2 separate regions of the Homo sapiens genome follow, and region 1 is linked to region 2. A link is a loop called in an ENCODE intact Hi-C map of the cell type or tissue named here. Cell type or tissue: B cell. All regions are shown on one strand. Each heading gives the region's core, and the rest is flanking DNA. Links, peaks and the distances in the headings are about the cores only.

Region 1 (17,049 bases), core at 3,805-11,804, 190 kb after region 2:
CCAAAGGGGTAGGAGCTATAAAATATCAATACATAGCAAAATCACAATTAACCAGAATGTTCCAAAGCTGGAAACCACCATTCTCAGTAAAGTAACACAGGAACAGAAAACCAAACACCGCATGTTCTCTCTCATAAGTGGGAGTTGAACAATGAGAACACATGGAAACAGGGAGGGAAACATCACATGCTGGGGCCTTTTGGGGGGTGGGGGGCTAGGGGAGGGATAGCATTAGGAGAAATACCTAATGTAGAAGTTGGCTTGATGGGTGTAGTAAACCACCATGGCATGTGTATACCTGTGTAACAAACCTGCATGTTCTGCACATGTATCCCAGAACTTAAAGTATAATAAAAAAAGAAAACTCTTTAACTATTAGTTTAGAAAACCTTTCTAAATTGAACCACTTCACTTTCCTGGCTCAGTAAGTACAAAATGCCAAACACAATTCAATGTTGTTTTGATGATTTAGGATCATGTGATGCCTGGGGCATCTCCTAGAATATTCATAATTTCTGTGCAGCTTTGTTAGAGGCATAAAACTGGAATGAACTACAGTTTCTTGTTTTAAATAACTCTCTGATATCATGAGCTTATTGTTTTTCTTTTACCTCATTTTCCTAAAAGGAGGATGCAGACAAAGATTGTAGTTAAGCAAGATTTTATAGTTCTAGACATATCCACATATTCCAGTTCAGGCAGTACACTGCACAAAGATGTAATGAGGATGGGGTTTGGAGGAGCTATGTGCAGCTTGTAAATTAATTCTCTATTACCAACCCCATATCCTACCCCTTCCTCTGCCAGTCTGATTGTCAGACCTTAATGTTTCTCATTCAAATTCTATAGAGAAAGAATCCCAGTCTCCTGACTATGCATTATTGAAGGTATCTGCTGCATGGGAATTAAAGACTTCTGAAATTCTGCTTATCAGCAGTCGGGGGGATTGACCACTCCACACAACTTCAACCCATATCTTTTTTTACAGCTCCTCACCTTATCCCCACCCGCAGCCATGCCAGGTGATGCAAAGTCCTTTCAGATGTCACTCTCTGACCACACCTTAGGCTTTGGCATCTTCCAACAACATGATTGGTTCTCTTCTTCTATTGTTTTTTTGCCTTCCAGAATTGTGTTGAGCTCTCTCACCCTTTACTTCCTCCAATCCCATAATTTTTTAAAAATCAGTTTATTCCTTCATTTTAGTGGGGTTTGGAGAAGGACAAGAGATAAACATGAGTGGGCAACTTGGTGTGTTTCACAGAAATCTTACACCTCTTGTGTTACTACTTGGGAAATTGCTTCCTTACCACTTCCATCTGTTCCAAATTCATGGGGTGCTACTGAGATCATCAATTGCAAGAGGCTTCTTTCTGACTGCAGAGGTGGGCATGTAACTCGGGGCTAGTCAGTCACAGACTCTATATATTTGCCACATGATTTTTTTTCAGGTGTAGTTATGAAGGGATAATCAGAGTGCTTGGGGCTGGAGGAAGCATAACCTTTTATCTAAAGATCATAAAAATGTGACTGGTACGCAGTTCTGGAGCTGCCAGATGTTACGTTATCTCCACGTGGAGAAAACCTGTCAAGGGGAGAGAATGATGTCAAGCTGAAAAGAGGAATGGGTGGACAACTAGAATATGGAAAACTAGTAGTTGAAGTTCTGGAACTCAGCCATGCCTGAGCCTAGCTTACCTCTGAAACTTTATAGAAATGAGCAAACAAATACCTATTTACATTTAGACAAGATTGAAACTGGTTTCCATTTCTAGCAATCTGGTGTATCTTAACTAAAGCAATCTTGTTCTAATGGACACAAATGTAGGATTTTGTTAGGAATATCTTATTGAATGCAAATAAAAATTTTTAAAACAAAATAAGATATTGGAATGCTTCATACAAAACCAACATGATTCAAAGTGGTCAAAGCATATCATTGCTTTCATATAAATGAAAAGTCAAGGGATTGATCAAGCATAACTGGATCTAGGTATTCAAAAATATCTTTAGAATCTGCCTCTCTTACTCTCTTTGCTCTGTTCTTTTCTGTGTGGTGGCATCATCCTCAGACAATCTCTTCCTGTGTGGCAAAGTGGCTTCCATGAGCTCCAGTCTTAAATACTACCAACCTAGAAAACCCCGAAAGAAAGAAAACTTTCTTTTTCCAGATTAATTCAGCCATGGTCTTGTACCTATACCTGGACCAATTGCTATGACTGATAAGTGAAGGTGGTGGAGTAGGCTCTGCCCAACAACATTGACACAGTCAGATTTGGTTCTGAATGGAGTTAGAAAAAACAATCAAACCTGGCATATGAGGATTAGAGATGGAAAAAAAGAATGAACTGATAAATGCCTTATAGAAAGGATATCAAGAAAATGATGATAAAGTAGTAGAAAGAACAAAGTGGTGGCCAAAAAGAAAAAAAATAGGAGAAAGCAGAAATGCTGGGCTGAGGTAACTCCCACATGGAAGTTATAAAGAAAGCAAAAAGAATTTTGCATGGAGAATACAAATAGGTGAGAACTATAGCCTTGCTTGGGCATGTGTTTAAATGTATTGAATGGAGAAAATGCTTTAATGAAGGGTAATTTCTTCTATCACATGCATATATAAGCTTCTCTCATCTACCCAGAAGTGGATAGTGAAGTAAATTTATAATTATATTTGCTGATCTGTCCAAGTACTATATAGATGAATGATGGCAAACTAGGCAAATTATGAACTAAATCACAATTTATTTGTAATAGAGAAAGGAAATATATTCATTGAAAGAAAGGGGTAGATATTTTCAGTGCTCTAGAAATAGAGTTCTAATTAATTTATAGATTTAAAAGGCCACTCTGACTCAGCCTCATAATTTGAGTAATAAAACTCTTCTAATAGCTTTACAGCAAATTTATAAAATAAATGAGCAAACTTAATCAAACCACAGTGCTTGGTCAATACAAGCATTTCTGTTGTTAGCAATTTTACTCTATCAATTCAGAAATTTAGCAATGAATTTGGGTGGACGCATGCCTCATATTCCATGAATATATTAGCAGGATCTTCATAAATGCATTCTCTATAGTAAATTGAGAAAGGCATATGCTTAGTGATCAGCTGAAGTGAAAAAATATTCTTTCATGTTTTTTGTAAAATAGACTTCATTTTCTAGAGCAGCTTTACGTTCACAGAAAAATTAAACAAAAGGTACAAAAACTTCCCGTATGTCCTCTACCCTCACACATACATAGCCTTCCCTATTATCAACATCCCCCACCAGAGTGGTACTTTTGTTACAACTGATGAACTTACATTGATCCATCATAATCACCCAAAGTCCATAGTTTCATTAGGGTTCACTCCTGGTGTTGTACATTCTACGGGTTTGGACAAATGTATAACAACGTGTATCTATCATTACATTATCATTCATTACATTACATTCTATCATATTGAGTAGTTTGAAACTATCATACTGAGTAGTTTCAAATGCCCTAACCATTCTCTGCATTCTGCCTATTCTTTCTCCTTTTTCCTAATAGTGAACAACAATTTCCTTGAAGCCCCATAGAGATATGTATTAAATTAATGTTTTAAAAAGTCTATAGGATATGTATTATATATAAAGGAACGTTTTGCCATTTCAAATTATTTCAGTTGATTAGAACAATATATAGAAATGTCTTCTTACAAGTTTTATGTATCTGTGGCTTTAAACTGGAAACATTTACAAAGGCAGACATCGTTATTAATTTATAATATACATGATAACATTATAGACCAGAAAGATACTTTAATTGTAACCCATAGTCTAGAGTTTCCCTGAAGAAATAGGCCCAGACTATGCAAAGGGGCTATTCACAGTGAGGGAAAGGTGCCAAGATACCCTGTGTACCCATTAGGCTCTGGTGGGGCTGACCTCATCCATATGTACCTGAAATTTATTACATAGGTGGAAAGTTGATTATACATTATTATGAGGTCATGGCTTCTTTGAAAATCTGACAACAGTTGTAGACCTTCCCCCAAGCAAAATGCACATAATGCATGTACACACATAGTGTATATAATTTCAGGAGTTTTGTGTTCTCCCTTTGAAGGTCAGCTATGAAGCCCAGAAGTTTTGTATCAGAGTAAGTCCCTTTGTATACTAAACAAAAGAATTCATATTTCCTCTAGAATATGTGTTGAAATGAACATACAAAACATACCTAAGAGAACACACACATTTATGTATTAACTTGGGAAGTCACTTGTGTAAGAATTTAAATAATTTTATTCATGAGAGAATTTCCTATATTAAAATGAGTTAGAAAAGGAGAAAAAAATCTTTACTTACGAGGTGGCTGGGATGTTTACCTTTACCTTCACGGGTCAAGGGCAAATGGAAGGTGGTGAAGCCAACCAAGTACTCCTGCTATCCTAAAGAGTTTCAGCCTATGAGAGTAAAAGACCTGCAGAACGTTGATAAGAACATGCAGAGATTTGGGAGTTGGGACTTTAGAACAGGAGAAAGAGTTTAGTAAAGCATCTGTAATCCATGTGGAAGGTATTGAGAGGGAAACAAAAGGGAAGGAGAATTTGTAAGATGTTTACAATACATAGAGGAGGCACTAAATGTAAATTTTATATAACAACTTTACATAAATCTGTCAATTTTTAGTAAAGCTAAAAATGCAAATGTTCTACAAGTCAGTATATTCACTCCTGTAGAATTCACGTACACATACACAAAAACGTTCATAGCAGCATTGTCAGCAGTAGCAAAATATTGGAAATACCATAGATATCTGTTGATGTGAGGTCTTAGTGTTTTGTGTTAATATAACAGAATATCACAGCCTGGGTAATTTACAAGTAATAGAAGTTTATTTGGCTCACAATTCTGAAGGCTAGCAAGTCCAAGATTAAGGATCTGCATCTGATGAAGAATTTCTTGCTGCATTGTAAGACGGTGGAAGACATTGCATGGTGACACAGCATGTGAGAGAGAGAAGAGAGAGAGAAAGAGAAAGAGAGAGAGCGCCAAACTCATTCTTTTATAAGGAACCACTCCCATGGTAACTAACCCATTCCCATAACAGCAATAATCCATTCATGAGGGCATCTGTTCATCACCTCTGAAAGATTCTACTTCTCAACACTGTTGCATTAGGGATTAAGTTTCTAATATATGAACTTTGGAAGACACATTCAAACCATAGCCTATGAGAATAGATAAATAATTGTGAAATGGTCATAAAAAGGAACACTATACAGTAGTGAAAATTAGTGAGCCAGAGCTACATATTTTAACATGACTGAATCCAAAAACATAGTGTTGAATAAAATGAAGCAACTTAATGTGGTACTATATGCATTCACACAAACACATACACACACATATATGTGTATATATATATTTTAAACTTTATATGTATATAAAGTTTATATACATATAAAGTATATATAAAAATATAAATATATAATATTTATATATATTATATATATAAAGTTTAGATATATACAAAATTTATATATACATAAAGTTTAAAATATGTATAACCATGCCATTAAGGCTATTTAAGAATATAGTAAAAGAATAAAGAAATATATGGAAATAATCAATACTAAAATTATGAAAAGGGTTATTGCTGGGAAGAAGAGAAGGGTATCCTATTTGAGGTAGGTACTCAGTGGCATAACCTCTATTAGCACTTTTTTCTTAAGATGGGTAGTGGGGACATTTGTGTTTGTTGCATTATTCTTTGTTCCTGTATATATATCTTATTTTATAAGAAGGATTCAAAACATTAAAATTAAAGGCAAACTAGCACTCAAAAGACTGAGTGAGTATTAAAACATATTAAAAAAGAAAATTCATTGATGAAACTTCTACCAACACGGTGATCTACATTAACATAGATGAGGTCTTCATAATATAACCCATAAAAATGTTTGATAAAAGATACACTTAAAACATTTGTAATATATAATCAAGCTCAAAATAAAGAGAAATCTGTGTACCAGATGAAAAGAGAAAAATCAAAACTAAAGCAGTGAGCAAAGACTGTAACCAGACTGAAGCTTCTGCTGGGATTCTAATGCTTCCTTAGAGCAGGTGACATGGCCTCAGTCCTGAGAAGATACAGAAAATGGAACTGACACTGCTGGATAAATGTTGGATCTTGGATGTACTGCCCTATTTGTTAAAGGGGGACCAGAAAAACTCTGCCCTTGACTGGGAGAAAGAGTGAAAATGTTTTTATTTGTCCTGTGTTTTCAGTAGAAAAGAAGTCATGTATTAGAAATTATAACCTCAAGTTTGTACCACACTTAGATATGGGGTATACATTTGTAGTACTTCATGGCTTGGGAACTCACAGCGGAGAACATAACATAAAAACATAGTTGAATCTTTGAAATCTATTGGGTTCTAGAAGAAACAAGTGTAAAACTATTCTGTAAGATACTTTCATGACAAAAGAATTCAATAATAATAATAATAACTCCTTCTGGAGATTATCTCACAATAAAAAATATAAATGACACACAAAATAAATTAGCTGAGCATCAGCAAATACAACAAACAAGATAATTAAGACCTTGAGAATTGCAGATACTAATCCAAAAAGAATTAACATAAGACTTTCAAAATACTTAGAGTTAAAAAGGAATAGGAACTATTGTGAAAAAGGACACTATGAAAAAGAGAAGGGGTTGATTTTTGTTGTTTTTTTTTTTTTCAGAGACAGGGTCTAGCTCTGTTGCCCAGTGATGGACATGTTGCCCAGTGATGGATAGAGTGGACAGTAATACTGTATCACCCACCATGGGGCAATAGTGTGGTGCGTGGAGCCTTGAATTATTATTATTAATTAAAATAATTTCTTTAAAAATATTTGTATCTTAATATCATCTGTGAATAAACAATTCATTTTCTTAATTTCCAATCCTTATTTGTTTTTATTTATTTTCTTCCCTTACTGTGCTAAAAGAGGACAATATAGGTGGGCTAGGAAGGGGTATCTCAATGTGCAAGAACCCAAGCATCATGTTGAATAGAAGTGTTTATAGTAGTTATCTTTTTTCTCAATACTGATTTTTAAGTGAAAAATTTATAAAATTTCTCCTTTGAGAAAATTTATCCTTTAAGAATGCCATTGAGTAGTTTTTGGTAGATACAATTTTTCAGATGAGGAAGTATATTTTTTACATGAATTTTCTAGTATCTGGTTGTTTTCTAGCAGGAGGAGACTTTAGATTTATCTAGTTAGTGAGAATGCTTGAACATTCATTTTTTTTACCCAAACTCCACACTCACCTAGTTCTGAAGAAATCGATATCATTCATGGAAGGAAAGAGGAAGTTGGTGACTTAACTGCTCTTATAATTAGAAGTTTCTGGCCAGCCCCACTGCTGGGTACTGGATCCCCTAGACACTTAGCGGCTCTTGCAGTGTTCAGTAATTGCTATTTGGGACTTTTTTGTTTTTTCAAAAAGTAGCATGCTAGGGACTGGAGAAGTAGACTTACAGTGGACAGTAGAAACATCAATAAATGATAAGTTGTGGAAACTGCTGATGATTGAGAAATACTGCCAGTTAAATGAGGGTCTAAACTGCCTGGTCTATGGCAAAATACTTCACTGTTCTAGAGAGAGCGTAGGTTAGAGTAGGCAGTTACTGCAATTCATGTATGAAATTAATAACCAAACTTGAAGAAATATTCCATCTAGATGTTCAGCCTGGAAAAGCTACTTTACTCTATCATCCACCAGGGGGCAATAGTGTGGTGCTTGGAGCCCTGAAGCTCTTGAATGCTAATGTTGAACCGCGATTTGGGATCCAGGCAACAGAGCCATCTTGAAGCACAGCCAGTGAGGCCGGTATTCTTCCTCTCCTATTAAAGTGGGGCTCCCAGGTAGGTGTCTCAACACTGACCAGGCTGACAGTGGGGCACGATGTGTCACAGGGGGATCATAAGTTTCTCTACCACTCAATAGGCATTTTTCAAACTCTTCTGTGGTTGAGACAGCTTCGGTAATCATTCTTGAGCTGCACAGAACTTTGGAGGTGGGAAATAGCCCCAAGTTTGTCTCAACTGTGGTGAAGAGTGACATGACTTAAAGACAAAATGGAGTCACTTTCTAGACAGGACTTGTAAGGGGCCAGGATTCGATCCTTACGTTTGCTCCCTGGGAAGTCCCCTTTCTCCCAGCTCCCAAGTTTGTGATGGGTTAGGCACACTCAAGAAGAGACCTGCTCACTAAGTAGAAGGTCTACTTAGTGACCTTCAAACAAAGTAGAAGGGAAGAAAGGAGAGGAACATGAACAGATGTAGCAAACTTCCCTCTCTGAAAAGAACCGGAAATATTTAACTGAAAGGCAGAGTATTTTTTTTTTAAGGTGGAGTCTCACTCTGTCTCTCAGACTGGAGTGCAGTGGCACGACTTGGGCTCACTGCAACCTCTGCCTCCCAGGTTCAAGTGATTCTCCTGCCTCAGCTTCCCTAGTAGCTGGGACTACAGGTGTGCACCACCACACCCAGCTAATTTTTTGTATTTTTGGTAGAGGTGGGGTTTCACCATGTTGGCCAGGCTGGTCTTAAACTCCGGACCTCAAATGATCCACCCGCCCCTGCCTCCCAAAGTGCTGGGCTTACATGTCTGAACCACTGTGCCCGGCCTGAAACACAAAATGTTTAATTACCTGGATGTTGGAGTTTTAGGCTGGGAGTAAGGTTGGTTATCTGTTAACCCCCACAGCAGGTATGACACAGGACAGGAAGATGTAGATGGGGGAAAAGGGGGTATCCCCATGCGCAGCAACAGAAGTGCCATGAGTATCTCACTACACACCCACTGGGGTGTAGTGGATATGAGATCAAAAGGTGTGTTCACATCCTTGTTACAATAACGCTAAGATGTAAATGAAGGCATTTAACCTACTCTTAAACAGGTCGATGACTTCAGCCTTTCAGCATTAATTTTGTGTTCTACTGCTTACTCATCTCCCTTGGTTGCTTTACCCTCCCCCTTCTCCAATTTCTCAGTAACAGCTGAAACTTGGTGCTTGTGGAAAGATAAAAAGCTCTAGGTTGGTTGAATAAATAAGAAAATAAACTTTTGTCACAGTTAGAATAGTTCAGATTTTAACAAGCCTGGCTATATTGTGTCTGGGGCTCAGGGCAATAAGAATGTGGGCCTCTTGCTCAAAAGCAGGAAAGATTTCCATTGAAAATACTAATATATAAAGCTTTTCCTTTTGAAGTAATTTTATTAATTATGATACCCAATAGGGGTAATCATCATTTTAAGAAAAATTTTAAGTTATTAGCATAAATTTAACTATTCAACTTGATATTATGCAATGCCAGTTTTAATAAGTGTATTTAACTCATTTGCAGAATTACCAGTATTTTGTAGTTCGTGTATGCATATGTGTTTAATTCCTGCCTGAACAGTTGAAATACAAAAAAAATTGCTCTATTCACTTCTTGTTACACACACATTCTGCCAACATTCTATCTTTGACTCACTGATGAATAAGAAATATCTCAAAGAAAAAGAAACTTTAGGTTATTCTATCTTTTCCTTTAAAAATATTTTTAGGCCGGGTGCAGTGGCTTATGCCTGTAATACCAGCACTTTGGGAGGCTGAGGCGGGCAGAGCACGAGGTCAGGAGATCGAGACCATCCTAGCTAACATGGTGAAACCCTGTCTCTACTAAAAATACAAAAAATTTTAGCCAGGCGCGGTGGCGGGTGCCTAGTAGTCCCAGCTACTCTGGAGGCTGAGGCAGGAGAATGGCGTGAACCCAGACGGCAGAGCTTGCAGTGAGCCAAGATCGCACCACTGCATTCCAGCCTGGGTGACAGAGCGAGACTCTGTCTGAAAAAAAAAAAAAAAAAAAAAAAAAATATATATATATATATATATATATATATATATATATATATATATTTTTTTTTTTTTTAATGTAAACTTTAGCTAACACAGGGAAGTAATGTGAATAAGAAAGGATATGATAGCATTCTTTGGATATTTGTGTTTTTAGATTAGTTATTTGGATTACTTTCTTTGTTTGAAGCAAGTTCTGGTTTAAATTAATAGCACGGACTCTCAGGGTCCCCACTTACTCTTAGAGTCTTAGGTGTGTTTATATAGAATGAGCATGAATTCTGGTAAACCCACAATGGATGTGAGTTCAGTAATAGTATATTATTGTCATGTTAATTATATTCCCTGATTATGAAGAAATATATAGCATATTTTCATATGCTTATTGGCCATTCAAGTATTATTTTCTCTGAATTGCCAGTTTATAAAATTTACCACTCTCTCCCTTTTTCTTTTTTGCCTGATGCTGAGGTTTGGGCTTCCAGTGATCCTATCACTCAAGTAGAAAACATAGCACCTGGTAAGTAGTTTTTCAAACCTTCCCCAACTCCCTCACCTCTTTCCCCCTTTTGGAATCCCCAGTGTTTATGTTTCCATCTTTGTGTCCATGAGTACCCAATAGAACAACTTCAAATGAACAACTTAACCTTACCCCTAAAGGAACTAGAAAAACAAGAACAAACTAGATTCAAAGTTAGCGGAATAAATAACTAAAAATCAGAGCAGAACAAAATGAAATTGAGAACCAAAAAAAAAAAAAAAAAATAGGACCAACAAATTGAAAGTTGGTTTTTCGAAAGGATAAGCAAGATTGATAGAGCACTAGTTAGATTAATAAAGAAAAAAAGAGGGATGATTCAAATAAGTACAATCAGAAATGACAAAGGTGACATCACACCAATCCCACAGAAATACAAAAGATCCTCAGAGACTATTATGAACACCTCTATGCACACAAACTAGAAAATCTAGAGGAAATGGATAAATACTTGGAAATACACAATCCCCCAAGACTGAACTAGGAAGAAACAGAAATCCAGAATAGACCAATAATGAGTAATGAAATTGAATCACTGATTAAAATAAACTACCAACTACAAAAAGCCCTGGACAAGATGGATTCATAGCCAAATTTTACTAGACGTACAAAAAGAGCTGGCACCAATCCTACTTAAACTATTTCAAAAACTCAAAGATGAGACTCCTCTTTAATTCATTCAATGAAACCAATATCATCCTAATACCAAAATCTTGCAAAGATGCAACAACAACAACAAAAAAGAACACTTCAGTCCAATATCCCTGATAAACCTAGATGCAAAAATCCTTAACAAAGTACTAGTAAACTGAATCCAGCCTTCGCACATCAAAAAGTTAATTCATCGTGGTGAAACGATCAAGTGAGCTTTATTAGTGGGATGCAAGGATAGGTCAACATGTGCAAATCAATAAATATGATAAACCACATAAACAGAATAAAAAACAAAAACTGTATGATTATTTCAATAGACGCAGAAAAACATTCAGTAAACTCCAACATCCCTTCATGGTAAAACCCTCAAACTGAACATTGATGAAACATAACTCAAAATAGTAAAAGCCATCTATGACAAACCCATAGCCAACATCATACTGAACAAATACAATTTGGAAGAATTCCACCTAAGAACAAGACAAGGATGTCCACTCTTACTTCTTCTATTGAATATGGTACTGGAAGTCCTAGCCAGAGCAATCAGGTAAGAGAAAGAAATGAAAGGCATCCAAATAGGAAAATAGGAAGTCAAATTATCTCTTTGCTGATGATATAATTCTATACCTAGAAAACCTGAAGATTTCACCAAAGGACTCCTAGACCTGATAAATGACTTCAGTAAAGTCTTAGACTACAAAAATCAACATACAAAAATCAGTAGCATTTCTATACATCAATAACATTCAAGCTGACAGCCAAATCAAAATTGTAATCCCAATTAACAAAAAATAAAATACCTAGGAATACATCTAATCAAGGAGGTGAAAGATTTCTACAAGTAGAACTACAAAACACTGCTGAAAGAAATCATAGGCAACACAAACAAATAGAAAAAATCCCATGCTTATGGATTAGAATAATCAATATTTTTAAAATGTCTATACTACCCAAAGCAATTTATGAATTTGGTGCTATCCCCAACATATTACCAAAGTCATTTTTAGAAAAAACTATTCTAAAATTCATATGGAACCCCAAAAGAGCCCAAATAGCCAAGGCAATCCTAAACAAACACAACAAAGCTGGAGACATCACTCTACCTGACTTCAAATCATACTACAAGGCTACAGTAACCAAAACAACATGGCACTGGCACAAAAATAGACACATAAAACAATGGAACAGAGTCGAGATCACTGAAATAAAGCTGCATTCCTACAACCAACTGATCTTTGACAAAGTTGACAAAAATAAACAATGGGGAAAGGATATTCTATTCAATAAATGGTGGTGGGAAAACCAGCTAACTGTATGCAGAAGAATGAAACTGGACCTCTACCTATCACTGTATAAAAAAAAATTAACCCGAGCTGGAATAAAGATTTAAATATAAAACCTAAAACTGTAAAAATTCTAGAAAAAAGTAGGAAGTAGGAAATACTCTTCTAGACACTGGCCTAGGCAAAAAATTTTTGACTAAGTCCTCAAAAGCAAATGCAACAAAAACAAAAATTGAAAATTGGGATCTAATTAAACTAAAGAGCTTCTGCACAGCAAATGAAATTATCAATAGCATAGACAGACAACCTACAGAATCGGAAAAAAAATATTTACGAAGTATGCACCCCACAAAGTCTAATATCCAAGGCTGGGCATGGTGGCTCATGCCTGTGATCCCAGCACTTAGAGAGGCCGAGGCAGGAGGATCACCTGAGTTCAGGAATTTGAGACCAGCCTGGCCAACATGGTGAAACCCCATTTCTACTCAAAATACAAAAGAATTAGCCAGGTGTGGTGGCGCCCGCCTGTAATACCAGCTGCTCAGGAGGCTAAAGCAGGCGAATTGCTCGAACCTGGGAGGCGGAGGTTGCAGTGAGCCAAGATAGCTCCACTACACTCCAGCCTGGGTGACAGAGTGAGATTCAGTCTCAAAAAAAAAAAAAAAAAAAAGCCTAATATCAAGAATCTATAAGGAACTTAAACAAATCAACAAGAAACAAACAACCCTATTAAAAAGTGGGCAAAGGACATGAACAGATATTTTTCAAAAGCAGACATATAAGTGGCCAAGAAATATGAAAAAAATAGAGACCATCACTAATCATGAGAGAGATACAAATAAAAGCCACAATGAGATACTACCTCACACAAGTTAGAATGGCTTATATTAAAAAGTAAAAAAAAATAATAATAATGATAACGGGTGTTAGCAATGTTGCAGAGAAAAGAGAACACTTATACACTGTTGGTGGGAATGTAAATTAGTTCAGCCCCTGTGGAAAATAGTTTGGAGATTTCTCAAGGAAATAAAAAGAGAATTACCATTTGACTCAGCAATCCCATTACTGGGTATATACCCAAAGATAATAAATTGTTCTACCAAAAAGACACATGTATTTGCATATTTATCACAGCACTATTCATAATAGCAAAGACATGGAATCAACCCAGGTGTCCATCAATGATGAAATGGATAAAGAAAATGTGGTACATATGACACCATGAAATACTATGCAGCCATAAAAAAGAACAAAGTCATGTACTTTGCAGCAGCATCGATGCAGCTGGAGGCAGTTATTCTGAGTAAATTGATGCAGAAACAGAAGACTAAATACTACATATTTTCACTTCTAAGTGGGAGCTAAACATTGGGTACACATGAACACAAAGGTAAAAACAATAGACACCAGGGATCCCAGAAGGGGGAAAGGAGAGAGGGAGAAAAGGCTTGAAAAACTATCTATCAGGTATCATGTTCATTGCTTGGGCAATGGGATCATTAGGAGCTCAAACCTCAGCATCATACAATATACCCATGTAACAAATCTGTACAAGTATTCCCTGAATCTAAAATAATAAAAAAAATTTAAATAAAATAATCTCCTAAAAATGTTATTGTGGTAGAAAATCTCCAAATATAGCTGCTGGCAATTCCCCCACTCTTGTATGTTGCCCCTCACATCAAGAAGCTGAGTCTACTTTTTCTCCCCTTGAGTCTTACAAATAAGATGTGCTGAAAATAATAATATTCTAGGACTTCTAAGACAAGTTCTTAAGAGTTCTGGCAACCTCCGCTTTTTTTTCCTTTGGATCCCTGCCACCATGCTATAAGGAAGTATAGGCTGGACTAATAAATGATTAGTGGCTACAAGGAGAGAAATGCTAGGGGTGGAAGAGCATCTCAGATGTCAGCCCCAGTCCAGATTCCAGATAAATGCAGGTTCAGTAGCTGACATCATGTCATGCAGAACAAGCCAGGTGAGCCATGCAAATTCTTGACTCACAGGATCATAAGAAATAACAAATCATGTGGTTTTAAACCATAAGATTGTGTTTCACAAAAATAGATAATTAAAGTTATAATAATTAACACAGCATGGTACTGACATAAAAGCAGACACAGATTAATGGAACTGAATAGAGAGCCTAGAAATAAATCCATGCATTTATGGTCAATTGATTTTTGACAAAGATGCCAAGAACACACAATGGGGAAAGAACAGTTTATTCAATAAACAGTCCGAGGAAAACTAGATATCCACATGCAGAAGAATGAAACTAGATCCTTATCTCACACCATATGCAAAAATCAGCTCAAAACAGATTAAGGATTTAAATGTAAGACCTGAAACTGTAAAGCTATTAGAAGTAAACATAGGGGAAAAGCTCCATGACCTTGGTCTAGACAGATTTTTTTTGGATATGATCCCTAACATGTAACATGTTTGCACAGATAACAAAAGCAAAAATAGACTGTTGGGGGTTGCATCAAACCAAAAAATCTTCTGTGCAGCAAAGGAAACAATCAACAGAGTGAAGAGAGAACTTACAGAATGGGAAAAAATATTTGTAAACGATAAATCCGTTAAGGGGTTAATATCCAAAATATATAAGGAACTCAAACAGATCAATAGCAAGAAAATGAAAAATCCAATTAAAAAATGGGCTAAGCACCTGAATAGAAATTTCTCAAAGAAAGACATATGAAAGACCAACAAGTATATGAAAAAAATGCTCAACATTACTAATCATCAGGGAAATGCAAATTAAAACAATGAGATATTACATCATACCTGTTAGAATGGTTATTATCAAAAAGACAAAAGAATTACCTAGGCATCGTGGCATGTGCCTGTAGTCCTAGCTACTTGGGAGGCTGAGGCAGGAGGATTGCTTGGGCCTAGGAGTTCAAGGCTGCAGTGAGCCATAATCATGCCACTGTACTCCAACCTGGGCCATGGAATGAGACCTTGTCTCTTGAAAACAAACAAACATAAAAGACAAAAGATAGAAAGTATTGGTAAGGATGTGGAGAAAAGGGAACACTTGCATACTGTTGGTGGGAATATAAAGTAGCACAGCCGTTACAGAAAATAGTATGAAGGTTCCTTTAAAAATTAAAAATAGAGCTACCATATTATCTAACAATCTCATTGCTGGGTATATGTTCAAAGAATATGAAATCAGTATATTGAAGTGATATCTGCACTCCCATGTTTATTGCAGGATTAGTCACAATAGGCAAAATATGGTATCAACCTAAGTGTTTATTAATAGGTGAATGGATAAGAAAATGTGGTATATATGCACAATGGAATACTATTCAGCCTTTAAAAAGAAGAAAATCCTGTCATTTGTGACAACATGGATGAATTAGGAGGATATTAGGTTGATTGAAATAAGCTGGATGCAGAAAGCTGAATACTTACTTACATGTAGAGTATTAAAAAGTCTAACTCATTGAAACAGAGAGTAAAATGGTGATTACCTAAAAATGTTATTGTGAACATTTTTACGCTGGAGGGGAGGGGTACTGGGGAGCTGTTTGTCAAAGGACACAAAATTTCAGTTAGGTAGGAGGAATAAGTTCAAGAGATCTATTGCCCATTGTGGTATTAACTACAGTTAATAGAAAACCCAGAAATAACACCACATGCTGCAACTATTTGATCTTCAACAAACCTGACAAAAACAAGCAACGGTGAAAGGATTCCCTGTTCAATAAATGGTGCTGGGATAACTGGCTAGCCATATGCAGAAGATTTAAACTTGACCCCTTCCTTATACCATGTACAAAAATTAACTCAAGATGGATTAAAGACTTAAATGTAAAACCCAAAACCATACAAACCCTGGAAGATAACTTAGGAAATACCATTCAGGACATAGGCATGGGCAAAGATCTCATGACGAAGATGCCAAAAGCAATTGCAACAAAACAAAAATTGACAAATGGGATCTAATTAAACTTAAGAACTTCTGCACAGCAAAAGAAGGTATCAACAGAGTAAACAGGCAACTTGCAGAATAGCAGACAATTTTTGCAAACTATATATCAGACAAGGGTCTAATATCCAGCATCTATAAGAAACTCAAACAAATTTACAAGAAAAAAATAAACAACTCCCTGAAAAAGTAGGCAAAGAACATGAACAGACACTTTTCAAAAGAAAACACACATGCAGCCAACAATCAATGAAAAAAAGCTCAACATCACTGATCATTAGAGAAATGCAAATCAAAACCACAATGAGATACTATCTAAGGGTCAGAGTGGCTATTATTAAAAAGTCAAAAAATAACTGGTGCTGGTGAGGTTGTGGAGAAAAAGGAACGCTTATACACTGTTAGTGGGAGTGTAAATTAGTTAAGCCAATGTGGAAGACAGTGTGGCAATGACCTCAAAGACCTAAAGACAGAAATACCATTTGACCCAGCAATCCCATTACTAGGTATATACCCAAAGGAATATAATTTGTTCTGTTGTAAAGACACATGAACACATATGCCCACTGCAGCACTATTCACAATAGCAAAGACATGGAATCAACTTAAATGTCCATCAATGATAGACTGGGTAAAGAAAATGTGGTACATATATACTATGGAATACTCTGCAGCCATAAAAAAGAAAGACCATGTCCTTTGCAGGGACATGGCTGAAGCTGGAGGCTATTATCCTTAACAAACTAATGTAGAAAC
Region 2 (17,049 bases), core at 4,851-12,850:
TAGAGAGAAGATCCAAATAAGCTCAATTAGAAATGAAATGGGAGATATTATAACCGAGATCATTCAAGGCTGCCATGAACACCATTATGCACACAAACTAGAAAACCCAGAGGAGATGGGTAAATTCCTGGAAATATACAACCCTCCTAGATTAAACCAGGAAGAAAGAAAAACTCTAAAAAGACCAATAACAAGTAGTAAGATTGAAACAGTAATTTAAAAATTCCAACGAAAGAAGTTGAGGACTAGATGGATTCACAGCTGAATTCTATCAAACATTCAAAGAAGAATTGGTATCAATACTACTGAAAGTATTCCAAGATAAACAGGGAATCCTCCCTAAATCATTCTGTGAAGCCAGTATTCCCCTAATACCAAAACCAGAAAAGGACATAACAAAAAAAGAAAACTACAGACCAATATCCCTGATTAAGATACATGCAAAAATCCTCAACAAAATACTAACTAACTGAACCCAATAGCATATCAAAAAGATAATACACCATGACCAAGTGGGTTTCATACTAGGGATGCAGGGTTGGTTTAACATACACCAGTTGATATATGTGATAACCACATAAACAAAACAATTAAAAACAAAAATCATATAATCATCTCAATAGATGCTGAAAAAGCATTTGACAAAATCCAGCATCACTTTATGATTAAAACCCTCAGCAAAATCAGCATAGAACAGACATATCTTAAGGTAATAAAAGCCTTCTATGATAAACCCACAGCCAACATTATACTGAACAGGGAAAACTTGAAAGCATTCCCCCTGAGAATTGGAACAAGATGTGGATGCCCAATTTAACCATTTCCATTCAACATAATACTGGAAGTCCTAGCCAGAGCAATCAGACAAGAGAAAGAAATAAACGGCATCTAAATCGGTAAAGAAGACAAACTGTCACTGTTTGTTGATGACATGATTGTAGACCAATACAACACTAAAAAACTCCTAGATCTGATCAATGAATTCAATAAAGTTTCAGGATACAAAATCAATGCACAAAAATCAGTAGCACTGCTACACACCAACAGCAACGAAGCTGAGAATCAAATCAAGAACTCAGACCCTTTTAACAACAGCTGCAAAAAAAAAAAAGGAATATACCTAACCAAGGAAGTGAAAGATCTCTACAAGGAAAACTACAAAACACTGCTAAAAGAAATCATAGACACAAACAAATGGAAACACATCCCATGCTCACGGATGGATAGAATCAATATTGTGAAAATGATCATACTGCCAAAAGCAATCTATAAATTCAATGCAATTCCCATCAAAATACCATCATCATTCTTCACAGAATTAGAAAAAAAATCCTAAAATTCATATGGAACAACAAAAAAAAGAGCCTGCATAGCCAAAGAAGACTAAGCAAAAAGAACAAATCTGGGGGCATCACATTACCCAACTACAAACTATACTACAAGACTATAGTTACCAAAACCGCAGGGAACTAGTATAAAAACTGGCACACAGACCAGTGGAACAAAATAGAGAACCCAGAAATACGGCAAATATTTACAGCCAACTGAACTTTGACAAAGCAAACAAAAACATAAAATGGAGAAAAGGACACCCTACTACCCTACTAAACAAATGGTGCTGGGATAATTGGCAAGAAACGTCACACACACATGCACACACACACACACAAACACATCATGGAATACTACTCTTCAGCCATAAAAACGAATGAAATAATGGCATTTACAGCAACCTGGATGCAGATGGACACCATTATTCCAAGTGATGTAACTCAGGAATGGAAAACCAAACAACATATGTTCTCACTTATAAGTGGGAGCTAAGATATGAGGATACGAAGGCAGGAGAATGATATAATGGACTCTGGGGACTCAGGGGGAAGGGTGGGAGGGGGATGAGAAATAAAAGACTACACACTGGGTTGAGTGCACATTGATCAAGTGATGGATGTACCAAAGTCTCAGAAATCACCACTGAAGAACGTATTCATGTAACCAAACACCACTTGATCCCCAAAAACTATTGAAATAATTAAAAAATATCTTCCGTTCCAAGATGGCTGAATAGGAACAGCTACAGTCTGCAGCCCCCAGTGTGATTGATGCAGAAGACATGTGATTTCTGCATTTCCAACTGAGGTACCTGGTTCATCTCACTGGGACTGGCTGGACAGTCAGTGTAGCACATGGAGGGCAAGCCGAAGCAGGGCGGGGAGTTGCTTCACCTAGGAAGCGCAAGGGGCCGGGGGATTTTCCTTTCCTAGCCAAGGGAAGCCATGACAGACTGTACCTGGAAAAACAAGACACTCCCACCCAAATACTTCACTTTTCCCAAGGTCTTAGCAACTGGCAGACAAGGAAATTCTCTCCTATGCCTGGTTCAGCAGGTCCCATGCCCACGGAGCTTGCTCACTGCTAGCGCAGCAATCTGAGATCAAACTGTGAGGCAGCAGCCTGGCTGGGGGAGGGGTGTCCACCATTGCTGAAGCTTAAGTAGGTAAACAAAGCAGCTGGGAAGCTGCAGAGCCCACCACAGCTCAACAAGGCCTATTGCCTCTATAGACTCCACCTCTGTGGGCAGGGCATAGCTGAACAAGAGGCAGCAGACAACTTCTGCAGACTTACAAGTCCCTGTCTGACAGCTCTGAAGAGAACAGTTGTTCTCCCAACATGGCGTTTGAGCTCTGAGAATGGACAGATTGCCTCTTCAAGTGGGTCCCTGACCCCCGTGTACCTAACTGGGAGACACCTCCCAGTAGCAGCCCAAAGACACCTTGTACAGGTGGGTGCTCCTCTGGGACGAAGCTTCCGGAGGAAGGATCAGGCAGCAATATTTGCTGTTCTGCAGCCTCCGCTGGTGATACCCAGGCAAACAGGGTCTGGAGTGGACCTCCAGCAAACTCCAACAGACCTGCAGCTGAGGGACCTGACTGTTAGAAGGAAAACTAACAAACAGAAAGGAATAGCATCAACATCAACAAAAAGGACATCTACACCAAAACTCCATCTGTAGGTCACCAACATCAAAGACCAAAGGTAGATAAAACCACAAAGATGGGGAGGAACCAGAGCAGAAAAGCTGAAAATTCTAAAAACCAGATCACCTCTTCTCCTACAAAGGATCACAGCTCCTAGCCAGCAAAGGAACAAAGCTGGATGGAGAATGACTGTAACAAATTGACAGAAGTAGGCTTTAGAAGGTCAGTAATAACAAAGTTCTCCGAGCTAAAGGGGCATGTTCTAACCCATCGCAAGGAAGCTAAAATTCTTGAAAAAACGTTAGACAAATGGCTAATTAGAATAAACAGTATAGAGAAGACCTTAAGTGACCTGATGGAGCTGAAAACCATGGCACAAGAACTTCAAGACGCAGGCACAAGCTTCAATAGCCGATTCGATCAAGTGGAAGAAAGGATATCAGTGATTGAAGATCAAATTAATGAAATAAAACAGAAAGACAAGCTTAAAGAAAAAAGAGTAAAAAGAAACGAACAAAGCCTCCAAGAAATATGGGACTATGTGAAAAGACCAAATCTACGTTTGATTGGTGTACCTGAAAGTGAGAAGGAGAATGGAACCAAGTTGGAAAACACTCTTCAGGATATTATCCAGAAGAACTTCCCCAACCTGGCAAGGAGGCCAATATTCAAATTTAGGAAATACAAAGAATACCACAAAGATACTACTCAACAAGAGCAACCCAAAGACACATAACTGTCAGATTCACCAAGGTTGAAATGAAGGAAAAAATGTTAAAGACAACCATAGAGAAAGGTTGGGTTACCCACAAAGGATGGAATCTCCTGGCAGAAACCCTACAAGCCAGAAAAGAGTGGGGGACAATATTCACCATTCTTAAAGAAAAGAATTTTCAACCCAGAATTTCATATCCAGCCAAACTAAGCTTCATAAGTGAAGGAGAAATAAAATCCTTCACAGACAAGCAAATGCTGAGACATTTTGTCACCACCAGGCCTGCCCCAAAAGAGCTCCTGAAGGAAGCACTCAACATGGGAAGGAACAACCGGTACCAGCCACTGCAAAAACGTGCCAATGTGTAAAGACCATTGATGCTACAAAGAAACTGCATCAATTAATGGGCAAAATAACCAGCTAACATCATAATGACAGGATCAAATTCACACATAACAATATTAACCTTAAATGTAAATGGGCTAAATGCTCCAATTAAAAGACACAGACTGGCAAATTGGATAAAGAGTCAAGACCCATCAGTGTGCTGTATTCAGGAGACCCATCTCACATGTAGAGGCACACATAGGCTCAAAATAAAGGGATGGAGGAAGATCTACTAAGCAAATGGAAAGCAAAAAAAAGCAAAGGTTGAAATCCTAGTCTCTGATAAAACAGACTTTAAACCAACAAAGATCAAAACAGACAAAGAAGGCCACTACGTAATGGTAAAGGAATGGTAAAGCTCTTCTTCAACAAGAAGAGCTAACTATCCTAAATATATATGCACCCAATACAGGAGCACCCAGATTCATAAAGCAAATCCTTAGAGACCTACAAAGAGACTTAGACTCCCACACAATAATGGGAGAATTTAACACCCCACTGTCAATACTGGACGGATCAACGAGACAGAAAGTTAACAAGGATATCCAGGACTTGAACTCAGCTCTGCACCAAGCAGACCTAATAGATGTCTACAGAACTCTCCATCCCAAATCAACAGAACACACATTCTTCTCAGCACCACATCACACTTATTCTAAAATTGACCACGTAATTGGAAGTAAAGCACTTCTGAGCAAATGTAAAAGAACAGAAATCACAACAAACTGTCTCTCAGACCACAGTGCAAACAAATTAGAATTCAGGATTAAGAAACTCACTCAAAACCACTCAACTACATGGAAACTGAACATCCTGCTCCTGAATGACTACTGGGTAAATAAGGAAATGAAGGCAGAAATAAAGATGTTCTTTGAAACCAATGAGAACAAAGACACAATGTACCAGAATCTCCGAGACACATTTAAAGCAGCATGTAGATGGAAATTTATAGCACTAAATGCCCACAAGAGAAAGCAGGAAAGATCCAAAATCGACACCCTAACATCACAATTAAAAGAACTAGAGATGCAAGAGCAAACACATTCAAAAGCTAGCAGAAGGCAAGAAATAAGTAAGATCAGAGCAGAACTGAAGGAGATAGAGACACAAAAAAACCTTCAAAAAAATCAATGAATGCAGGAGCTGGTTTTTTGAAAAGATCAACAAAATTGATAGACCACTAGCAAGATTAATAAATAAGAAAAGAGAGAAGAATCAAACAGATGCAATAAAAAATGATAAACGGGATATCACCACTAATCTAACAGAAAAACAAACCACCATCAGAGAATACTATAAACACCTCTATGCAAATAAACTAGAAAATCTAGAAGAAATGAATAAATTCCGGGACACATACACCCTCCCAAGATTAAACCAGGGAGAAGTTGAATCTCTGAATAGACCAATAACAGGCTCTGAAATTGAGGCAATAATTAATACCCTACCAACCAAAAAAAAGTCCAGGACCAGACGATTCACAGCCGAATTCTAACAGGGGTACAAAGAGGAGCTGGTACCATTCCTTCTCAAACCAGTCCAATCAATAGAAAAACAGGGAATCCTCCCTAACTCATTTTATGAGGCCAGCATCATCCTGATTCCAAAGCCTGGCAGAGACACAATAAAAAAAAGAGAATTTTAGACCAATATCCCCGATGAACACTGATGCGAAAATCCTCAATAAAATACTGGCAAACCAAATCCAGCAGCACATCAATAGCTAATCCACCACTATCAAGTTGGCTTCATCCCTGAGATGCAAGTCTGGTTCATCATATGCAAATCAATAAACGTAATCCATCACATAAACAGTACCAACAACAAAAACCACATGATTATATCAACAGATGCAGAAAAGGCCTTCAATAAAATTCAGTAGCCCTTTATGCTAAAAACTCTCAATACTAGGTATTGATGAAACATAACTCAAAATAGTAAGAACTATATGACAAATGCACAGCCAATATCATAGTGAATGGGCAAAAACTGGAAGCATCCCCTTTGAAAACCTGCACAAGACAAGGATGCCCTCTCTCACCACTCCTATTCAACACAGCGTTGGAAGTTCTGGCCAGGGCAATTAGGCAGGAGAAAGAAATAAAGGGTATTCAACTAGGAAAAGAGGAAGTCAAATTGCCCCTGTCTGCAGATGACATGATTGTGTATTTAGAAAACCCCACTGTCTCAGCCCAAAATCTCCTTAAGCTGATAAGCAACTTCAGCAAAGTCTCAGGATACAAAATCAATGTGCAAAACCACAAGCCCTTCTATACACCAATAACAGACACAGAGCCAAATCGTGAGTGAACTCCCATTCACAATTGCTTCAGAGAATAAAATACCTAGGAATCCAACTTACAACGGATGTGAAGGACCTCTTCAAGGAGAACTACCAACCACTGCTCAATGAAATAAAAGAGGACACAAACAAATGGAAGAATATTCCATGCTCATGGATAGGAAGAATCAATATTGTGAAAATGGCCATACTGCCCAAGGTTAATTTATAGATTCAATGCCATCCCCATCAAGCTACCAATGACTTTCTTCACAGAATTGGAAAAAACTACTTTAAAGTTCATATGCAACCAAAAAAGGAGTCCACATTGCCAAGACAATCCTACGCAAAAAGAACAAGGCTGTAGGCATCATGTTACCAGACTTCAAACTATACTACAAGTCTACAGTAACCAAAACAGCATGGTACTGGTACCAAAACAGACATACAGACCAGTGGAACAGAACAGAGGCCTCAGAAATAACACCACACATCTACAACCATCTGATCTTTGACAAACCTGACAAAAACAAGAAATGGGGAAAGGATTCCCTATTTAATAAATGGTGCTGGGAAAACTGACTAGCCATATGTTGAAAGCTGAAACTGGATCCCTTCCTTAAACCTTATATAAAAATTAATTCAAGATGGATTAAAGACTTAAATGTTAGATCTAAAACCATAAAAACCCTAGAAGAAAACCTAGGCAATACCATTCAGGACATAGGCATGGGCAAGGACTTCATGACTAAAACACCAAAAGCAATGGCAACAAAAGCCAAAATTGACAAATGGGATCTAATTAAACTAAAGAGCTTCTGCATGGCAAAAGAAACTACCATCAGAGTGAACAGGCAAACTACAGAATGGGAGAAAATTTCTGCAATCTACCCATCTGACAAAGGGCTAATATCCAGAATCTACAAAGAACTTAAACAAATTTACAAGAAAAAAACAACCCCATCAAAAAGTGGGCAAAGGATATAAATAGACACTTCTCAAAAGAAGACATTTATGCAGCCAACAGACACCTGAAAATATGCTCATCATCACTGGCCATCAGAGAAATGCAAATCAAAACCACAGTGAGATACCATCTCACGCCAGTTAGAATGGCGATTATTAAAAATCAGGAAAAAACATGCTGGAGAGGATGTGGAGAAATAAAAACTGTTTTACACTGTTGGTGGGAGTGTAAATTAGTTTAACTATTGTGGAAGACAGTGTGGTGATTCCTCAAGGATCTAGAACTAGAAATACCATCTGACCCGTGATCCTATTATATCCTGGTTATATACCCAAAGGATTATAAATCATGGTACTATAAAGACACATGCACACGTATGTTTACTGCGGCACTATTCACAATAGCAAAGACTTGGAACCAACCCAAATGTCCATCAATGATAGACTGGATTAAGAAAATGTGGCACATATACACCATGGAATACTATGCAGCCATAAAAAAGGATGAGTTCATGTCCTTTGCAGAAACATGGATGAAGCTGGAAACCATCATTCTCAGCAAACTACCACAAGGACAGAAAACCAAACACCACATGTTCTCACTCATAGGTGGAAACTGAACAACGAGAACACTTGGACACAGGGCGGGGAACGTCACACACTGGGGCCTGTTGGGGGTTGCGGGGCTGGGGGAGGGATGGCATTAGGAGAAATACCTAATGTAAATGACGAGTTGATGGGTGCAGCAAACCAATATGGCACATGTATACCTATGTAACAAACCTGCACGTTGTGCACATGTACCCTAGAACTTAAAGTATAATTTAAAAATAAATTTAAAAAATAACATAAACATACTAGTCCACATTCTTCTACAATGGGATATCTGACCTAAATACATCTGAGTGGATTATACTCTCAAACAAGGAATGAAGCCAATAACAGACATTCACCTAATATGAAATAATAAAGAGTAGAAAGAAAAATACCTTAAAAAAAAAACTTGTCTTGTAAAGCAGGCTAAGAAATGAAAGAATTAAGGAATTCACAACATTCGTAACAAAAAAAATACACAGCACTTCACTTATCCTATTTATATGGTCATTTAAAGCAGCACCTATTTTAAGTCATAGTTCATTAAATAGAAAAGAGGCGGAAAGCCACACTTCATGACAAATTAAATGCCTTAGAGACTGGTAAATATAAAGGAAAATGCAACCATGATTTTGTGTTACCTTCAACCAAAAGCAAGAAGCACCAAAAAAAACTAATATCATTTCTAGGTGCAAAATAAGTACTTCTTAGAACAAAGCCCTTCTACAGTTAGGGACAATGAATTCTGAGAACTAGAAATACAGGGAGACTAGGTTTCCATGGATATTTGTATCCATTTCCTAGTTTAACTATCTTTCCCAGTATTGTGGAGATTTAAAGAGGAAAATAAAGGCAACCAAGGTGTATTTAAGTTTGTATTTTGTCTCCCCAAGGGCAGAGACCACGTCATTTATTTTTGTATTTATTTGCTCACTCAACAAATCTATACTTAGAACCTAACAGATTGACAGAAGTCCAGGCAGTGGACATTTCTGGCATTCCCAAACATCTGATGAATTAATGGATAAATGAACAATAAAATGAACAAATGGTAAAGCAAAACACTTACTCTAAGAATCCTAACATTGTCACAACTACCTGAATGCCAACACCTTGACGGGAAATCACAGGATTCACATGTGCATGCTTTTCCTTCCAGCTGTCTATCTACTGGGAGAGCCACCCAAGATCCCGCAGCTACATAAGTTGCTGGATGCCAAGAACAGCAAGTTCTTGGTGGTTAAGATGGACATCAGTGGGTGCCATCAATGAGCTGCCATTAGAGGGCAGCAGAGGATGTATTCAGCAGCAGAAAACAGAATTGCAGGCCTTTTAATCAAGACTGGGAAAACTGCACTTTATGAGAGACTGTAATTGATGATGTGAGTGGGTACACTAGAACTCCCCTCTCAATAAATATAAATCAACCAGTTTATTTGGAAAATTTAGTTAAATTCTTCAAGGAGCATTTCTTAACAACCAGTGAAAACCCATTAGGGTAGCGTAGGGGTAACTAAATCATCTCTAGTAAGTCTACATCACGTAGACACAAAATGGCAATGAACAAAATTAGAATGCAGGCCCTTTGGCCTTGCATTTCCAGAAGAAATACTATAGTTATAACTATCCTTAAGTTGAGATTAGAAATATTTTCAACTGTTGTTACAAAGTAAGAGCAATTTTAGAAATTAACAAATACAAGTACTCAGTGCTCTATCACTCCACATATTCATATATAAAATTATACAGAAATAAACATTATTCAACTTTAGGATAATAAATTGGTGAAGCAAGTCAACAATGGAAATTTTATGTAATTTGTGTGTTATTGCAGGTGCCAGTGCATGATTACTAATCTGGTTTTGCAACAATATTGACAGTTGTAGAGGAAACAACAACAATCCTTTGAGTAGACCTAAAATGAAAGTTATTTTTTAAAAGGGCTTTCACCAAAATACAGATTTATCCAAATGTATAGCTCCTCTAAATTAATTTGAAAGTTAAAGTTTCACCGAATAATATCATTTTTACCATATGAATCAAGAACTAGTTTATTCAGTAAGAAATGGAGAAAAGGAAAAGAAAGCCTCTGAGATTTCAAGTTTTCTATAAAACTACTGCTAATCCACCTTAAGAGACAAAAAAATCTACATTAAGAAGTCTAGTGGAACATTAAAAGTCCTATACTATATTTAAAATTCAAAAGTCTACTGAAAATGGTAATGACAGCCCACCACTTAAAAACCCTTTTCAAAAACTACAATATAAGCCACTACCCCTAGACCATCCTCCTCACTCTGTCCCTTCTCCACCCCTCTAGGCATTCTACCAAACCCTTATCAACAGCAAACCTCCATTTTTGAAGGTCCAGATTTAAAGTTCCTTAACTTTCATATTAATATATGAAAAAATTTTAAAAATCTTTGGCTCTTCTTAATTTACAGATAAATCCTTAGTTTGACTGCTTCTTCACCAAAATAGGAGCAGCAAAAGGAAAAAGGAACATTGCACTAGAGGAGCAAATCACACTTGTGGAATTCCAGGAGGGTCAAGATATTCCTGGAACCCCCAGCTTTAGAGTATCCCCTATGGCTAGGACCTCATTATCTACTGCCACAGTTCCCTTAGATGAGCTCTCTACCTGTACATTTTCTGCATCTAAGCCTTGTGTTGAGCTCTAGAAACCTGAACCATTTCCTTTTCCTTTTCCAAGGCATGCATGTGTCCACTAAATTCACCTAGCTGGGTGAGGTCTCCTTCCATCACCAGAAGAGGAAATGGATACAGCCACAATAACTTCACAAATTCCAGCATCTAATTTCCAGATTCCAACCCCTCTTCACCTACTGTAGGTGTTTCCTCTCCTCTTCTTCAACTCAGAATTTCTCTGGGTCATTACAAAACCTCATTCTCTCCCAATCTTCCTCCTAGAAAGAAGTGTTCTTCCTCTCTCCTTGGTTAAAAACACACATGCCTTCCATTGAGTTAAGACTAAATGTAATATTCCAGATATATAAGATTTAAATGCATTCGGAACAGAGGTTCAGATGTATTTCAGGGCCCCTAATTCCACATAATTGGCATAACAAATTAATTTTTAGTGCCCAAATGTTTATATGTTCACTACCACAAATACATAAAATAATACTTTTGTTCAAATGAAATAATATACCTGTATCATGAATTGAGATTTTGGCACTAAATTTTTTTGTCTGTATAATGTAAATATTTGGTATGTACCAAACACTACATTGGGGAGGGGAGGAAATGTAAAAATAGTTTTTAAAAAAGGTTAAAAAAGTTTTAACTTAAAAAATGGAATATTGCTTTAAAATGGAAATTATAATAGTGTTACCAAGGCAGAAAAAAGCCAGTGAGATGTATGAGTTGCTTTCATCAGAGTGAAAGTCCCATTAAAAAAAAAAAAATGGGGCTGGGTGCAGTGGCTCACACCTGTAATCCTAGCACTTTGGGAGGCCGAGGCAGGTGGATCACCTGAGGTCAGGCGTTCAAGACCAGCCTGGCCAACATAGTGAAACCCCATCTCTACTAAAAATACAAAAATTAGCCAGGCGTGGAGGTGCATGCCTGTAACCCCAGCTACTCGGGAGGCTGAGGCAGGAGAATCGCTTGAAGCCAGGAGGCAAAGGCAGAGGTTGCAGTGAGCCAAGATGGCGCCACTGCACTCCAGCCTGGGTGACAGAGTGAGACTGTTAAGGAAAAAAAAAAAAAAATGCCCCAGGCATGGTGGCTCATGCCTGTAATCTCAGCACTTCGGAAGACCAAGGTGAGAGGACTGTATGAGCCTACGAGTTTGAGACCAGCCTGGGCAACACAGTGTGACCCCATCTCCACAAAAAATAAAAAAATTAGCCAGGCATGGTGGTATGCACCTGTGTGGTCCCAGCTACTCAGGAGTCTGAGGTGAGAGGATCCCTTGAGCCCAGGAGGTCAAGGCTGCAGTGAGCCATGATTGTGCTACTGTACTCCAGCCTGGGTGACGGAGTTAGACCCTGTCTCAAAAAAAAAAATTAAAAAACAAAAAACAACATATATTGTATTTTTTGTAGTAAAACTACTGAAACAATAGAACATTCTGCAAATTTTCAATCTGGTCAACTATTAAACTTGTTCAATTATTAAAATGTCATTTTGGAACAAACATAGGACACATGGAAAACCAAGTATTTATAGAGTGACCACCTCTTTTCTCTCTCATAAGGACTGTAAGCGATATTAGCTATCTATCCCAAAAAAAGACTTCCCCCACCAAAGATCTCTCTACTATGGGATTCTGTTCCAAAGAGTTGTTCTCCCTGAAATAAAGTTTAGTGCAGTGGCAAAAAACATGGCCTTGGAGCCAGGGTGTGACTCCCGGCCAGCCACTTACTAGCTATGTGGTTTTGGCAATTCCTTTAATTTCTTTTATGAGCAAATCACTGAACCTAACTCACAGGACTGGGACTTAAGTGAGCAAATTTGTATATATAGTTTAGTATACTCAGGATAAGCACCCAATAAATGGCATTTATTACTAGCAGCTAAATCTTCCTTCCTCCACTAATTACTGGTTTACCAGTTTACTACCAGTAACTCCACTGAGGCCACCGTGAAAGCATTCCCACTAAGGCATTCTTGATCCAGAAAAATAACAGTCCCAGCCTTATCCTGATACTTTTTTATATTCCAAGAATATTCTTTCATCCTCATATTAATACTTATATATGATTCTATTAATAACCCAATGTTCTCACATGAAAAAGCTGAGGCACAGAGAAGTAATCTGCTCAAAATAATATAGAAATTAACAGATTTATAAATCATAAGAGATCATTTAGTCTAACCTTTCCATGTTGTAGATAAGGAAACTAAAATCTGGAGACACAGATTTGCCATCCTAAGGCCACAAAACAAGAAAGTAGCCTGTGAAACCTAGGCTCCTGCAACTCTGTCCAGTGCTTCTCTCCACTATATTACATTGTCACATAATAAAATCAAAATTAAAAACACTTAAATAGCAGATAACTATTATTCTATTCATTAATTTTAAATAAACAAAAAATATATCCACCCAAAGACTTGTACACGAATGTTCACAGCAGCACTGTTCATATAACAGCCAAGACATGAAAGCAACCCAAATGTTCATCAATTCTATATGGATAAACAAAACATGACACATCCATATAATAGGATACCATTAGGCAATACAAATGAATGAAAACGCTGATATACGATATAACGAGGATAAACTTAGAAAACATACTAAGTGAAAAAAGCCAGACACAAACATATATTGTATTTTTGTATAAAAAAAATTCAGAATAGGCAAATCCAAACAGAAAGAAAGTAGTAGGCCAGTGGCTGCCTAGGGCTGGAGTGGGTATGGAGAGTGACTGGTAATAGACACTAAGTTTCTTTTTGGGGTGATGGAAATACTGTAAAATTAAATTGTGGTAATGGCTGCACAGCTCTGAAATCTACTAAAAATCAATCTGTATAATTAAAATAGGTGAAATTCATGATACGTAAATTTCACCTTAGTAAAGCCATCAAAAATAATTTAAAAAATAAACAACTGAATTGGTCATTTTGTAAATCAGGATAATCTGGATGAAAATGATGTACACTTTATTAAGATATAAAAACTAAAAAAAAAAAAGTAAGCAATATTCTCTAGAAAGTCTGTAAAATGAACTGCATATGGTAAGCAATTTATCCCCAAGTGGTACTATAATCAGAACATATTGCCATGAGAAACTTCACTTTGGCAAAGACAAATTTCTTCCAACATTGTACATCCTGGATGGTATAAAACAATGACAATAAAAGACTAAATGGATTAAATGAAGGGAAGAAAGGAGAGTATAAGCAGTATTGTTGATAACATTTATGTTCATAGATTGTCCAAACTATCTATTACTCTATATTGGAACTACAAAAGGAACTAAGATTTGCATTTTATTTTTAATCTCAAGGGAAAATTATAAAGGTCTTATATCTTAGGGTATCTCAAAGTTTTCACATCAACACACATAAAGACATCCAAGGTTTGAGTAAAGGTTAAATTTATTCCTTTCAATGCTATTACATGTTTTAAAACAAATCAAATTTGCTTTTGAGAAAAGGATAAATGTGCCTATGGATTAAAATGATATTATTTTGTATTCCCTAAAAATAAACTCTGAAGAGCATGATTAAACACAAATCACTTTGAAACATGGCCTAATCTAAAAAATGGGATCTCAAATTAATTATGTGTATTTCCTCACACCTCCAAATAAAAATAACAATAATGCTAACATTATTGAGCATGTTTTACATATAAACACGATCCTAATCGCTTTCTGTGCATTGTTTCATTTATAACTCACAACTATCCTACTTAGTTAAAACTATTACTGTCACCATTTAACAGCAGAGGAAAACAGCAGCCTAGTGAGATGGAGAGAGGTTAACCTGCCCAACGTTATGCAGCAAAACTGGCATTTAAACCTAAGGCTAAGTCCAAGGATACAATATTGTGACATAAGAAATATACTCTGTATTTTGTCTCTGCTCCTGATTCTTGGCACAAAGCTCATACAACTCTTGCAATCTCTAAAGTGCTAAGTGTCTTTTGTATGCTAATGAAATGACTGATTGCTGAAGGCTCTTTTGAAGGATGGGGGCCGGTTGCCAGGGAAATCAACCCTGTGAATAAAGAGTTGGAACTTTCAGTCCAACCTCCCCCTACCCCCACTAACTCTGAGAAGGAAAGAAGAGCTGAAGGTTGTGTTGATCACCAATGGCCAATGATGTAATCAATCATGCTTATATAATGGAACCTCCACAAAAACCCTACAGGACTGGATTCAGGGATCCTCCATATTGTTGAACACATGGAGGTTTCTGGAGGGTGGAATGTCGACCAGAGGTCATAGAAGCTCTATGCCCCTTCCCATACACCTTGCCCTGTGTATCTCTTCCATGTGGCTCTTCATCTGTATGTTTTGTAATATCCTCTGTAATAAATGGGTAAATGTACATGTTTCCCTGAGTTCTGTGAGCCATCCTAGCAAATCAAAACTGAGGAGGGGGTCACGGGAACCCCAATTTATAGCCAGTCAGTCAGTAACACAGGTCACAACCTGGGGCTTGCAATCAGTATCTGAAGTAGAAGGGTAGTCTTGTGGGACTCACCCTCAACCTGAGGGATCTGATGCTGTCTCCAGGTAGGCAGTGTTAGAACTGAGTTAAATTACAGGATACCCAGTTGGTGTCAGCTGGCAAATTGATTGGTTGCTGGTGGGGGAAAATTTCCACACATTCTGGTGACCAGAAGTGAAGCGTTCTATGTTGACTGTGTCAGAGATGGAAAAAACAACTTAGGGTTTTTTTTCCCGTATCTCCTACAGAAGCCCTACTCTTAAGCTCTAAGTTATATAAATTCTCATGCTCGTGGTAATTAATGTAGTAACCTTTACTGTAATATAAATAATAAAAGTCTTTGACATCCCTTAAATATAATTATTCATTTTTTTAAAGATATGACATTAAGGTTATATTTTTTAAAAAGAGATCTTTATATTTTAAATGACATATACTTTAATGAAATATGTCTGGGTATTTTAATCTGTTCATGCTACTGTAACAAAAAAACCTGAGACTGGGTAATTTATAAATAATAGAAATTTACTTCTCACAATTCTGGAAGTTAAGAAGTCCATGATCAAGGCACCACCAGGTTCAGTGCCTGGTGAAGCCCTGTTCCTCATAGATGGTATCGTCTAGGTGTCCTCACATTGCAGAAAGATGGGAGGGCAAAAAGGGTGCAAATACTGTGTCTTCATGTGACAGAAAAGTGGGAGAGCAAGAGAGCATTCCCTTCAATCTTGAGCCCTTTTATAAGGGTGCTAGTCCCATTCACGAGAGCATAGCCCTTCTGACTCAATCACCTCCGAAAGGCTATATACCTCTTAATGCAACCACAGTTGGAACTAAGTTCCAACACATGAATTTTGGGGGACATTCAGACCATACCATTAAGATTTGCTTCAATAATGGAGAAGGAAGAATATGCATAAAACAGGATTGGCCACTTATTGATAATTGTTAAAAATGGATGATGGGTAAACAGTGGTACCTTTTATTATTTCCTATGTTTCTGTATGTTTGAAAAGGTCCATAAAAATTTAGGAAAACTAAATCCTTAAACATATCAAAAATGTATAAGAGGGAGCTATAATTCTTAAAACAGTTTTTCATTTTAGCAATATTTTTATTTCAAAATCTCAAGGGAAGGCAGAAAATAGGCTACACATACTCTTAAAATATTCTCATATTCACCAACATATTCTAAAGCCCAGTGTGGGGAAAAATCTGAGTATCTGGACCCCATTTAAGACTGCTGAGAAGACAGGAGACCAATTCTGATCACTGCAACAGCCGTAAGATAAAAAGAGGCAGGCAGGCATGCCGGCAGAACTCCAACTTCTGCCACTCTGTTGGCAATGGAGACATTTATTCCTTGTCTTGTTAGGCCTTTCTCACTTTTGTGACCGCAGTCGTTTTCCCAGCAGTCTCCTTCTCACTATCACTATCACCATTATTATACTTTTTGTTAAGTGATTAAATTACTATGAAAAACAACAATTTATGTCCACAATATCCACTCACGCTGATATGTGCATAGAAGTGGTTGGTCAGAAGACCAGGCAGATCTCCAGGTTAATAATCAATAAATGTCATATTGCTTGACTCAGAAAAGAAACAGATTCCAAAGATTTTGGGCATGATGCATATTAACACTAAAGAGCATACCCAAATTTAATAACAATCTATTTTACATATATAGTCAATAAAACCAAAATAGTTATTTCTGAAATCTAAAATAGATGTTGGCTATGTCATTTGAATGTGTCTATTTGTTTGCCTAGGACAGTGCCTGGCAGATAGCCAATGCGCAATAAATATTTGTTGAATAATGATCCTGCCAGCTTTCTCAGTTAGGTGCCACTTAGCAGAATACAGAGGAAGCAGGAGAAAAAGGAAGGAGAAAACAAGCTTAGATAATTTTCAACTTGCCAAAGAACTATGAATAGAGCATTATCTACTTTGAGCAGAATGTTAAATTACATAGTTCAGGG

Evidence for each region. Peaks named below come from ENCODE experiments on the same cell type or tissue, not always from the same donor. Only the 100,000 strongest peaks of a DNase experiment are listed, where the experiment ranks them.
Region 1: a loop joins it to region 2, with 14 times the contacts of the local background. A loop is called at or near these places in 36 of 110 quality-filtered maps.

The regions. Positions count from the first base shown.
Region 1 is chr2:179,403,328-179,420,376 of GRCh38, forward strand. No RefSeq gene overlaps it. Among named protein-coding and RNA genes, the nearest start is that of SESTD1, 150 kb to the left of the region's middle. In B cell, for the core only: CTCF peaks have their summits at 7,678 and 7,879; a DNase peak (open chromatin) is centred at 7,764; H3K27me3 peaks cover 234 bases.
Region 2 is chr2:179,209,979-179,227,027 of GRCh38, forward strand. All of the region lies in intron 1 of SESTD1 (SEC14 and spectrin domain containing 1), which reads right to left. Among named protein-coding and RNA genes, the nearest start is that of SESTD1, 46 kb to the right of the region's middle. In B cell, for the core only: CTCF peaks have their summits at 9,215 (motif pointing right) and 9,419; a DNase peak (open chromatin) is centred at 9,213; H3K27ac peaks cover 1,578 bases.